Regions from separate parts of the Homo sapiens genome. Here region 2 is linked to region 1. A link is an interaction called in ENCODE POLR2A ChIA-PET data of the cell type or tissue named here. Cell type or tissue: B cell. All regions are shown on one strand. Each heading gives the region's core, and the rest is flanking DNA. Links, peaks and the distances in the headings are about the cores only. Region 1 overlaps ANKRD33B (ankyrin repeat domain 33B). Region 2 overlaps DAP (death associated protein).

Region 1 (5,383 bases), core at 112-5,111:
AAAAAAAAAATCATTGAGGATTTCAAGTCCCATTAGTCATATCTCCACCAGCAAAGCAACATGGAGAACTAGGGCAATTATCTAGTCTGTGAGCTCAAAGGGGACCGGACCCGACAGACGCTTCTTCATTTATATCCCATGCAGACCCAGGAGTCTGACATGTGATGGCTGATCAACGTGTGCTGAACTGAGGAAGGTCGGGTCCCCAGCCACTGCCCTGGCCTGTTGGCCCACAGTGGCCTCATGGCTCTGGCAGACCCAGCTCACCTGAGCTTGCCTGGTAAGGATCTTAGTTCTGTGACACATTAAAGAATAGCCATATTAGAAGAGTGGTAATTATTTGGAACTGGATATCAGGATGGAACTCATTAGCTAGAGTACAATTTATAAACTGACTAAAATGAAAAGGGGGCAGTAAAAGTGTCATTGCAAAAAATAGATGACACATTAAACCTTAATTAATTGCATGTCACTTAAAAAAGGAACAAACTATAAAATTAAAATCTTAATGAACACTGCCTGAAAGAGACATTTTTCAAATGCTAATGGAAAACCAGAGGAAGATCTGTCCAAAGTTTTGCACTCTTCGTCCTGATGTTCACCTATCTTTTCAAAATGATCTCAGAAAATACAAACATTCTAAGGAACAAAGGCCACTGAGCCCTAGAATCAGAGTCATGCTATAAATTAGGGATCTGCTGCCTTAGGAAGCAACTGTAAAGGGTTATATTAATGACATGAACACAGCAATTAAATTATAAAAGATAAGTACCGATTATTAACATTTTATACAAATACCTTCCAGAGAATACAGAGGATTTCTGAAATGCCACTGTATCCATCTTCTCGCCAGCAGACCCCCCAGCATCGTCATCTCCCACCCAGTGTTGTTTTGCCCAGGGCTCAATCATGTGGACAAAAGTGGAGCTGCCACCCATGGGTCCACTCGCTGCCTTGTTGAGTGCTCTAAGTCTACACAAAATCCTCTATTTCACTTGAGGCAGCAACATCCTCAGTTCTTGGCAATGCATCACGATCAGTCTAACCCAGGACTTCTGAACCTCAGCACTGTTGACATATTAGGCCAGGTAATTATTTGGTGTGGGCTGTCCTGTGCATTGGAGAACATTTAACGGCATCCCTGATCTCTACCTTCTTCTAGATGCCAGTAGCAGTCCGCCAGTTCTGACAACCAAAAATGTCTACAGACGTGGCCAAATGTCCCCTGGGGCAACATTACCTCCAGCTGAGAATCACTATTGGAATCTAACGGCTGCAATCCTGTTCCCCATTCTTCCAGCCTCCCTTACAGCTAAAAGTAGCCAAGCAACCCAGCACTGGTGACTGAGCCCTAAAGAGGGTTCTGCCTCCTGACGAAAGGGACCAGCATGGTTGGTGCTGCTGCAGCTTCCTGTCTGAAACACATATTGGGTGATTCTCGTGGAATCAAGGGGTGACAGATCAACAGGCTAAGGGGAGCCAAATGGACAGGAGGAAACCACTGTTGTCCTCATGGAATCCAGGGCCAGCTCTGGAGGGTGACTGCCAACCTCAGACTTCCAGGGAGCTGAGAAATGCGGCCTGTTTTCTTTAAGCCACTGTCTAGTCAGGATTTCTGTTACTTGCAGCCAAAAACATTCCAAACAGGTGCTAATGGGAAAAAAAAATCTATACTTTCCATCACTCATTCTCAAGAAGGCTTTCTCTGGGAGCCATGGCCAGGCCCAGGACTAGCAGGAGGTGGGTGGAGCGTGAAGCCCTGAATGTGTCACTTCCTTTCCTGCTTCTCCACCAGCCCCCACCCACCCCCATGTTATCCACTCTACAAACCCTAGCTCAGGTCTCCCTCTTGCCAGGGGGCCTTTCCTGGCCACAGGAGACCACTGTGGACCAGCCCTCACTGCCTCCCCTTGTGCCACCTCCAGCCTGTATCTTGGGCATTGTGGGTATAATCGGGATGACAAATCTGGATGCAGGGTCCAAGAAAGAGCTTGTGCTCCAGCCCAGCAGGGAGGACAAGCCACCCCCACCACATAGCAGGTGGGAAGTGTGCTCAAAGTTCTCATCTCCCCTCAAAGAGGCACTGGAGTTGGGAAATAAACTTCCCAGCATCTCTGCGATATCTTTTCCTCATAGTGGAGGGTCCAGGGGGTCTGAGTCCCAGCTGCCCACAAGAGGAACCTGCTCATTGGTGGACATTTCTTAGCTTCCATTCTTCCCAATCTCACTTGCTGCCCCCTCACTCCACTTCCTGGGGCCACCATCCCTCAAAACTACTTGCCCCCAAGTCCTTGTCTCGAGGTTTGCTTTGCAGGTGACACAGAATGCTTGACTTTTCATCCTTTCTCTGGCTAATGACTTCAAACAATTCTACATGGCAAATTCACACTTCATAGGAAATTTAAGTTTTCCTTATAAACAGAAAGAAACCTCTATATGGTTGGAAATCATCTGACTTTCCAGAAAGAGATATCAGGGCTTCCCTGAGACAAGAGCAACCCTCTGACCCACAGCGGGAGCATCTCTGATCTCTGTTCCTCGCCGTCCTTTAAATCCACTTTGCGCCTTGGAATCACAGGAAGATTTGAGGTTATTGCTGCTTGTTTTTGCTTCCTGAAGGCTGCGGCAGTTACACCACACTTCAGGTCTGAAAGTGAGCTCCCTTAAGCAAGCCTGGAACCTGGCAACCTCCACAGATTCTGCCTCTCTTCAGAAAAAAATCACATCCTCGATACGCTTCTCAGAGCCACCTATTTAAATAGACCTGTCACTGTGGGCATTAATATTTCAGTGAATTAACAAGGTTCTGCAACTCCCTTGTGATGCTCTTCAGCAGAGCCTGCATTACTCCTTACGAAGCCAAACCAAAGATGCAATCGATCAGCCTCTCAGAACCCGGTTATACTTTTTATTACAATCTGAAGTGTCAATCTAAAAGAAAGGCTCTGGCTATTAGTTTCTTTAAATGGTTTATTTTTTTCTTAATATCACGTATTTAAATGGAAAGAATAAGACTTAAAATATTTGTGTGAATTTTAGAAATATATCAACATCTGTCCTTATTGCTCTCCACTAATCCTGGGGAAGCAATTCAACACTTTTTTTTTTTTTTTTAATTCTTACCCATCTACTGTCAAAGGAAAATAAAACCCACTTTTCTTGGGAGAACTGTAAGCTTAGTAGTAATAGTAGAAGATGAAAATATTCCGTAAGTTCTACACTACAACCAAAGCTTAAGAGGGCAGCTCAAAAGTTCCCTAAACAAGATGTCACTTCTCTTTTTTTTTTTTTTTTTTTTTTGAGACAGAGTCTCACTCTGTTGCCTAGGCTGGAATACAGTGGCATGATATCGGCTCACTGCAACCTCCGCCTCCTAGGTTCAAGCGATTCTCTTGCCTCAGCCTCCCGAGTGGCTGGGATTACAGGCTTGTGCTACCATGCCCGGCTAAATTTTTTTTGTATTTTCAGTAGAGGCGGGATTTCACCATGTTGGCCAGGCTGGTCTCGAACTCCTGTCCTCAGGTGATCCACCCGCCTCAGCCTCCCACAGTGCTGAGATTACAGACGTGGGCCACCATGCCCGGCCAAGATGTCACACTTTTATTTGAGGGAGGAATACAGAACAAGCGAGGAAGAGTACACAGAGGGGAAAATGTCTCTTCTCACTTTGTATATCCTTTCCCATTTAAATTATTTATATCAGTGGTTCTCGATGGGAAGCAATTTTTCCCCCAACCTGGGAGACTTTGAGCAACATCTAGAGACATTTTTGGTTGTCACAACTGAAGAGGTGCTACAGTCATCTTGTGGGTAGAGGCCAGGGATGCCACTAAAAATCCTACAATTTGAAAGACAGCCCCCACAACAAAGAATTATCTGGCTCTGCATGTTAGTAGTGCTGAAATTAAGAAACCCCTGGCCAGGTGCGGTGGCTCACACCTGTAATCCCAGCACTTTGGGAGGACGAGGCATGCAGATCACAAGGTCAGGAGTTTGAGACCAGCCTGGCCAATATGGAGAAACCCTGTCTCTCCTAAAAATACAAACATTAGCTGGATGTGGTGGTGCATGCCTGTAGTCCTAGCTACTCAGGAGGCTGAAGCAAGAGAATTGCTTGAACCCAGGAGGCAGAGATTGCAGTGAACCGAGATCGCGCCACTGCACTCCACTCTGGGCGACAGAGTGAGACTCCGTCTCAAAACAAAACAAAACAAAGCAAAACAAACAAACAAAAACAGAACAAAAAAGCAAAAAACAAAAACCCTGAGGTAGGGGCTTACTACCCTCATTAAGAAAGTTTAAGTATCTCATTTACAAGATATTTCTCAAAGGGAAAAACAAACCGTATTTTTTCATTCACTTAACAGATAACTATTGAACACATAAACTCACCAATAATCATAATAATAACAATAATCACAACCAACATGTCCGAAGGCTTCTCCAAGCCCAGCATGCACCCGAGGGCTGTTCTGTTGTGAACGTGCCCAATCCGCATCCCACCTTCCTGCGGTGGGTGCTATCATTAGCCTCATTTTATAGAAGAGGAAACTGGGGCCCAGAGAGGTGAGTGACAGGCTGCAGGTGTAGAGATGGGAAGTGGAGAAGATGAATTTGAAACTGGGTCCTGGTTCCTGGACTGTTTCTGTTCAGCTCCTGCTCTGTACCTCGTATAGGACAGGGAGAGACTCACTAGAGGATCCCACAGACAATAATCCGTGGATTGTTCTAGACTGTGATGGGGGATGGGCTTGCAAAGTGGAGAATAGGGGAGGGAGAGTCTCAAATCTAATGTCAAATTTGTATCCAAATAACTGATGGGGGAAGAGCAATGTCAGCAGTAAACCCACTGCCCGCAGACTCATCGTTCCAAGAGATGTGCAAGGTGTTTCTGGAATCCTCTAAATGCTGTCACACATGCCTGAAACCCCCAGGAGACCCAGGGAAGAAAGCACGGCAGTCAAACGGAGCGATTAGAGGGCAACTGACCTAAAAAAGGTTTGCAGTTCAAATTAATTCAATGGGAAAGTGCAGTGATGTGACTGACATCATAAATGTTCAGTTGAAAAAGTCAATTACCAAACATCTACGCCCAATTATAACTAGATCCAGAAATAGTAAAAGTGTCTGAAGCTCCCGCCAAACACAAAAGCATCACATAATTACCATTTAATTAGTAGGAACCATTTCTCATTGATGAGGGCAGGCAGGGCCGAAACTCTGTTGAAACTGATATCTCGTTTTTTTAAAATAAAACTATCATCTCTGAATCAAAAGTACAATCGATAGGACTCGTTTTTAATTATGTTTTTTTTTTTATTTCCAAGAAAGTTTTCATCTTTGAAGCCTCTATTCTCATTCACTGAACTTATTTTTATTATAG
Region 2 (5,383 bases), core at 315-5,314, 62 kb before region 1:
CTGGAAATTCATTATGCACCTTAGCTTGTGACCTGGCCTGGAGACCATGCCTCGGAGAAAGCCACACAGCCCTGTTTAACCATTTGCCAAACCCATCTGACCACGAGGCAACCCTCTGGGCAGTGCAGTGGGATGTTTTGAACACACCCAAGCAATGAGGTTGGAATTGAAAATCCTTTCCAAGCTCTCCCCAGTGGTGGGATTGATGTACTGGGCTCCCTTACCTACCTCGTTACTCTGGGAGTGTCCTGCGTTTGGGTCTGGCACACCACACCATGCAGTAGTCACACTGTGTGAGCTCCACGGCTGCAGCATCGCATAGTCGGACTTTTATTCATCTTCTTTCCCCAGTAACTCACCTGGGTTTTTATAGGAATGCATGTACACGTCCTGAATAGCAAACCTAAAAACATTTATAATGCATACCTCATACAGTAGAACTTCAGCTATTTGTGTTAATTATAGTGAATGGTAGTCAGATGTGCTTTTTAAAAATCCAGATTATTAAATACAAAGAAATATGGTGGTACTTTCATGATCAAGCCATGGCACATGCTTGTCTATTCCAGAGGTGCCAGGTGAATTCCTCGTAGAGGAGATGTGACTGAAAGCACAAAGGAGGATTACTTGTAATGAACGTATCAATTATTTGTAGATTGAGGGTCTTTTGATTTTAATATTCTTTCTACTATCTTGTTTATGTTGCCTATAACCTTTGACCCAATGAACATGAACTTCAAATTAGTGAAATCCAACGAAATAAGGTTTTACTCTGTCAGAAAAATCACTCACCCAACAACAGGCACAGCTGTGCTCCTGTGCTCCTGCACCCTAGTTAGAGGTGCTGAGAACATTTCACAGCATCCAGAGCCTTATCTGTTGACCCCAAACGCATTCCTATATGGGCCTGCAGTGTAGGAGTCCACCTGCACAACCGCACAAGGACTTTCCCCCATTGCTTACGATGACAAAGAAAAGTGGAAGTGTGGAAACTGTTATCATTAATAACATGGTTTCAGAGTCGCTGTGCTTTTCACACTGTACGCTATAGCCCGTTGGTGGGTCATGAAGTCAGTTGAGTGGATGGAGATCAGCAGGGATGGGACCATACAGATCCCATATTACATGGGATTAGTGCATCCCAGGATACAAGGGGCAGAATTGTTTGTTTAGGGAGATATGTGCGTGTGTGTGTGTGTGTGTGTGTCTGATATGTGTATATGTGTATGCCTGTGTGCGTGTATGTGTCTGCATGTGTGTGTGTATGTATGTCTGTGCATGTGTGTATGTGCGTCTGTGTGTATCTGTGTGTGTATATGTGTGTGTCTGTGTCTGTGTGTCTCTATGTGTGTGTGTGCACTTGTGCCCACTGCATCACAATGTAAAATGATCCAGGTTTTTATTGTGGGTCATACTGAAAATGTAGGAAAGCCATTTGATAGAAAATCTTTTAAGCAATTCCAGAGTAGAGAAGAATTAATAATTTGGTTTAAAAATTTTCCTCCTCAAAGTGGTCATTTCAGTTTATATTCTCCCAAGTTATTTCTCTGCTCTGACAGCATATGCCCTTTATAATCTGCCTGTTGGTATATCTGCCTGGAGTTGTAACAATGCTCAAGTTTGTATTGCCCGTGAAATTCCTTTGTACTTAATATTAAAGGATGATTCAGCTCTTCAGTGTAGCATCCAACTCTTAAGAATTTCAAGCCTAAATAAGAATTAGAGCCACTTGGAGGTAGCGACAGCATGGGGTGAGGCACCAAATTAATGTGATTCATGGAGAATTTAATCTAAAAGAGAACTGGATGATGAGCAGAGCCAGTACTCATCCAGTGCCACCCATCCATCACACCATCTTTGCACCATAGCACCTGTGCATCACATGATTCCTATGCCACGCCACCTGTGTGCCATACCACCCACACACCACACCACCCATGCATCACACCACCTGTACATCACGCCGCCTGTGCACCACACTGATCGCAAATCACACCACCCGTGCATCACACCACCTGTACATCACGCCGCCTGTGCACCACACTGCTCACAAATCACATCACACTGCCTGTGCACCACACTGATCGCAAATCACACCACCCCTGCATCACAGCACCCATGCATCACACCACCTATGCATCACACTGCCTGTGCACCACATAGTTTATGCACCACATCACCCGTGCATCACACCACCAGCTCTCCTGCCCTCAGCTCAGTGCTGGGGCCACATTGTTACGGGGTTTTGAATATGAATCTTTAAATTACTCAAGTTTGTGCTGCTGTTGAGAAAAGGCAGAATGCACCCTTGGGCAGTTCTCCCATTCCCGAACCCACCCACATGTCTGCCTCTCAACACTTGCTCAGCTGACTAAGCTACACCTTTCAGATATCAGCTGAAATCTCACTGGCCCTCCAAACCAGTTTAAACCCCTGCTGTGTGCTCCTTTAGCACCTTGGCCTTCCCCTTCATAGCACTTGGCTTAAATGTAAATGCCCAGTTGAGTTTTCATTATTCATTTGACATTGAGCCCCAGCCACCTCAGACGTTGCAAACTGGCCGACTGACTTGGGGACAGACCCATGGCTTTTTTTAAGGCCAGTCCCCTCTGACTTCTCCATGTGGGTTTTGAACTTAGCCTGCCATCCTTCCCTCTTATAGTTGTGGGAATTCAGATCAAGAAAGGAGGAAGCGCGTGACCAGGTTACCTAATTAGGGGAGGACACAGGATGTTCGTGTTGTTCATGAAGATGGACCTGAAGCATGCCGTGTGCATCGGGTTTTTCTGGGCTTTTCTGGAATGCTGAGCCCTTTTCTCGAGGGCAGTGCTCCCACCTACAGCATAGGATCAGGTGCACACATCTGTTGGCCTCTTCATTAGGTACAATTTAATGTATTAAATTTGGATACTGTTTCTAGGTTAGTAAAAGTGTGTCTTTATCAAATCCGATCATCATTTTTGTCTCATAAACAAGAGACAAGAAATTCTTCCAGGTAAAATGTTTCTCAACTGCCTCGTCACTGATTAGTAAAGTGAGTTTGTCTTAACAAGTCCATCTCTGTCCGATTTTCTGACAAACCAGGTAACATTTGAATAAATTCTCAAGATTGTGCCCAAGCCATATAAGGCATTAATGCATTTGAGGTTTGGATTTGAAAGCATCAGCTGCAGTTAGGAGCCCAGGCTTCGGTGTCACACTTGTGAGTTTGGTTCCTAGCTTCTCCTCTTACTCACTGTGTAGCCTTAGGCAGGTTATTCAACCTCTCTGTGCATGTGTCCTTATCTGTAAACTGTGATTATTAATAATATTACCTAAGCTGACTGTTGTGAAGATTACATGAGTTAATGTGTCTCCAGTACATAGAATAGTTCTGGGCCCAGAGTCAGAAAGAAATACTAGCTATTATTAGTAGTATGTTCATTAGTAGTTGATGTATCGCCATCATTTTATAGTCAAGCACCTAGAACTAAAAGTTATCCTAACACCCTGTAAGTGGATGGCTGTGGTTAATACAGAATATTTAGGCAAAATGTGTTTATGAAGACACTTCTGCCTGTTCTTGTTGTGTACTGCTTTCCATGTTGTGCTGTTGGATGCAAATGCCGATGTGAGCTAAGCTCTCTGCAGTCCAGAGGGCGGAGGTGACTGTGGCTTCTTTCTCATCTACCTAAAATGATGCATATTTGAGAAATGCTTTGTTTCTGGGGCTCTCACATGATTCAGGGGCAGTAAATCCCCAAAGGAATGTCACTTTTTTTATGGCTCATGGAACTAATGTCTCACCAAGCACACCTGGTCCAGCATACCCACCTAACCAAGGATTTCATAATTTGTGGAATTTTTCAACACATAGGTATATCAAATCATAACAAAAGAAAATCAGCACTCAAAGGTATGACTGCACCTTACATTTAAATCTGCTTCTCTCCCCATGAAAGATGATACTGAGTAGGAAAGGAAAACTGCAGGAGGGCAGAGAGCATCTTAGACCAAAGTTGAGTTCTCCTTTCTCTATGAAAAATGCCCGTTGTCTGACAGGTTTCGCCCAGATAGTACACACCATGAGGGCATGTGGCCCTGCATGGAACTGCTTCTGTTTCATCACAAATGACAAGGCAGCTGAAAGGCTGGGGCCAAATGCACAGCCTTGTTCTCACACAGCAGTGGAGAGAGCCCAGGCTTCTGCCACACAGACTTGTCCTTCCAGTGACCAAACAGCACGTGACCCAGTGGTGGAGAAAAGGAGGATGGAGAAATGGATTCCCTAGCCTGGGCCTCCCACTAGATCACTGTGACCCCTATTTAGCCTCCGAGGTAAAACTCTTTCCAAAATGTGTAAACCACCTTCACCTCTACATAAAATATGGAACACAATTGCAACTCAGCCTTTAATACATGTGTCACGACCGTGTGTAGTGTGGGCCGCGGTGGGCTGATGCTAATGGAAGTTCTGCCCAAAAGGCTTCCTGATTCAAACGCATCAGGAAATGGGTGAAAGGAAGTTAATCTGGTTTCCTTAAGATGACTCAGAGCCCCATTACACTAAGGGGCATTTCAGTCTCTCAGAGGAGGATACAGGAAGTAGTGTTTCCAGAATTTAGTTGACCACAGGCTACTCAAATTGCATTGCAGGATGAGAGCCAGGCAGAATGTATTTTGGGCCACAATTCTGAGGTTGTGCATCCGACAGGTGTAGGAAGACCAGAGCTAGCCAGAAAGTTTGAGGACCCACGTGCTTGTCCTGGCTCCACTTCCTCCCATTCCCTCGACCACAGGGACTGTCTACCTCTAAGCTGCTTTCTCACCTGTATGAAAAGGAGGTCAGTGATGCTTGTGGGCTCCTGGCCCTGTACACTGCGCAGGAAAGACTGAGGGATCACAGGCAACGGGCTCTAGAATCAGTGAAAGGCCACACAAACAGAAGACAGGTGTTGGTGCTCAGTTCTATTAACCCAGAAAAGACCAAGATACAATTTGGGGAAAATTCCCTGATTACATTTGTTCTATTCTGCTTTGCCAAGGGTTTCACTTAATTGAATGAATCCAATTTTACTCTATACAGATAAGTGTATAGAGCTGACCATGGCATCTCCATGTAATCCAGGAGTAATCTTTTTACCTCCTGACAGTTTTACCGTCTTACCTGTTTCTAATCCATTTCCCTTTCTTGGCAGCAGACTGGGCGACAGCACAGAGACACATAGGAAGTGGTGAGCGGAAAGTGCCCATGTCTCCAAGGCAAATACACATTCCAGAGCACTCAGAAAACTGCAGAGGGCTTTATGTTTTCACACTGAAACTCATGGTGGCAAAAATTGAGCTGATGTGAGGATATTTATGGTCCCTAAATCCTACTTAGTGTAATATCCATACATTTTGC

Evidence for each region. ChIA-PET counts read pairs that join two places held together with the same protein. Peaks named below come from ENCODE experiments on the same cell type or tissue, not always from the same donor. Only the 100,000 strongest peaks of a DNase experiment are listed, where the experiment ranks them.
Region 2: POLR2A ChIA-PET joins it to region 1 with 6 read pairs; 5 of 35 experiments call an interaction of 5 or more read pairs at or near these places.

What each region holds. Positions count from the first base shown.
Region 1 is chr5:10,641,737-10,647,119 of GRCh38, reverse strand. The region is part of intron 3 of ANKRD33B (ankyrin repeat domain 33B); the gene reads right to left. Among named protein-coding and RNA genes, the nearest start is that of ANKRD33B, 80 kb to the right of the region's middle. In B cell, for the core only: no CTCF peak of the experiment used is centred there; a DNase peak (open chromatin) is centred at 3,227; H3K27ac peaks cover 318 bases.
Region 2 is chr5:10,704,267-10,709,649 of GRCh38, reverse strand. All of the region lies in intron 2 of DAP (death associated protein), which reads left to right. Among named protein-coding and RNA genes, the nearest start is that of DAP-DT, 54 kb to the left of the region's middle. In B cell, for the core only: no CTCF peak of the experiment used is centred there; no DNase peak of the experiment used is centred there.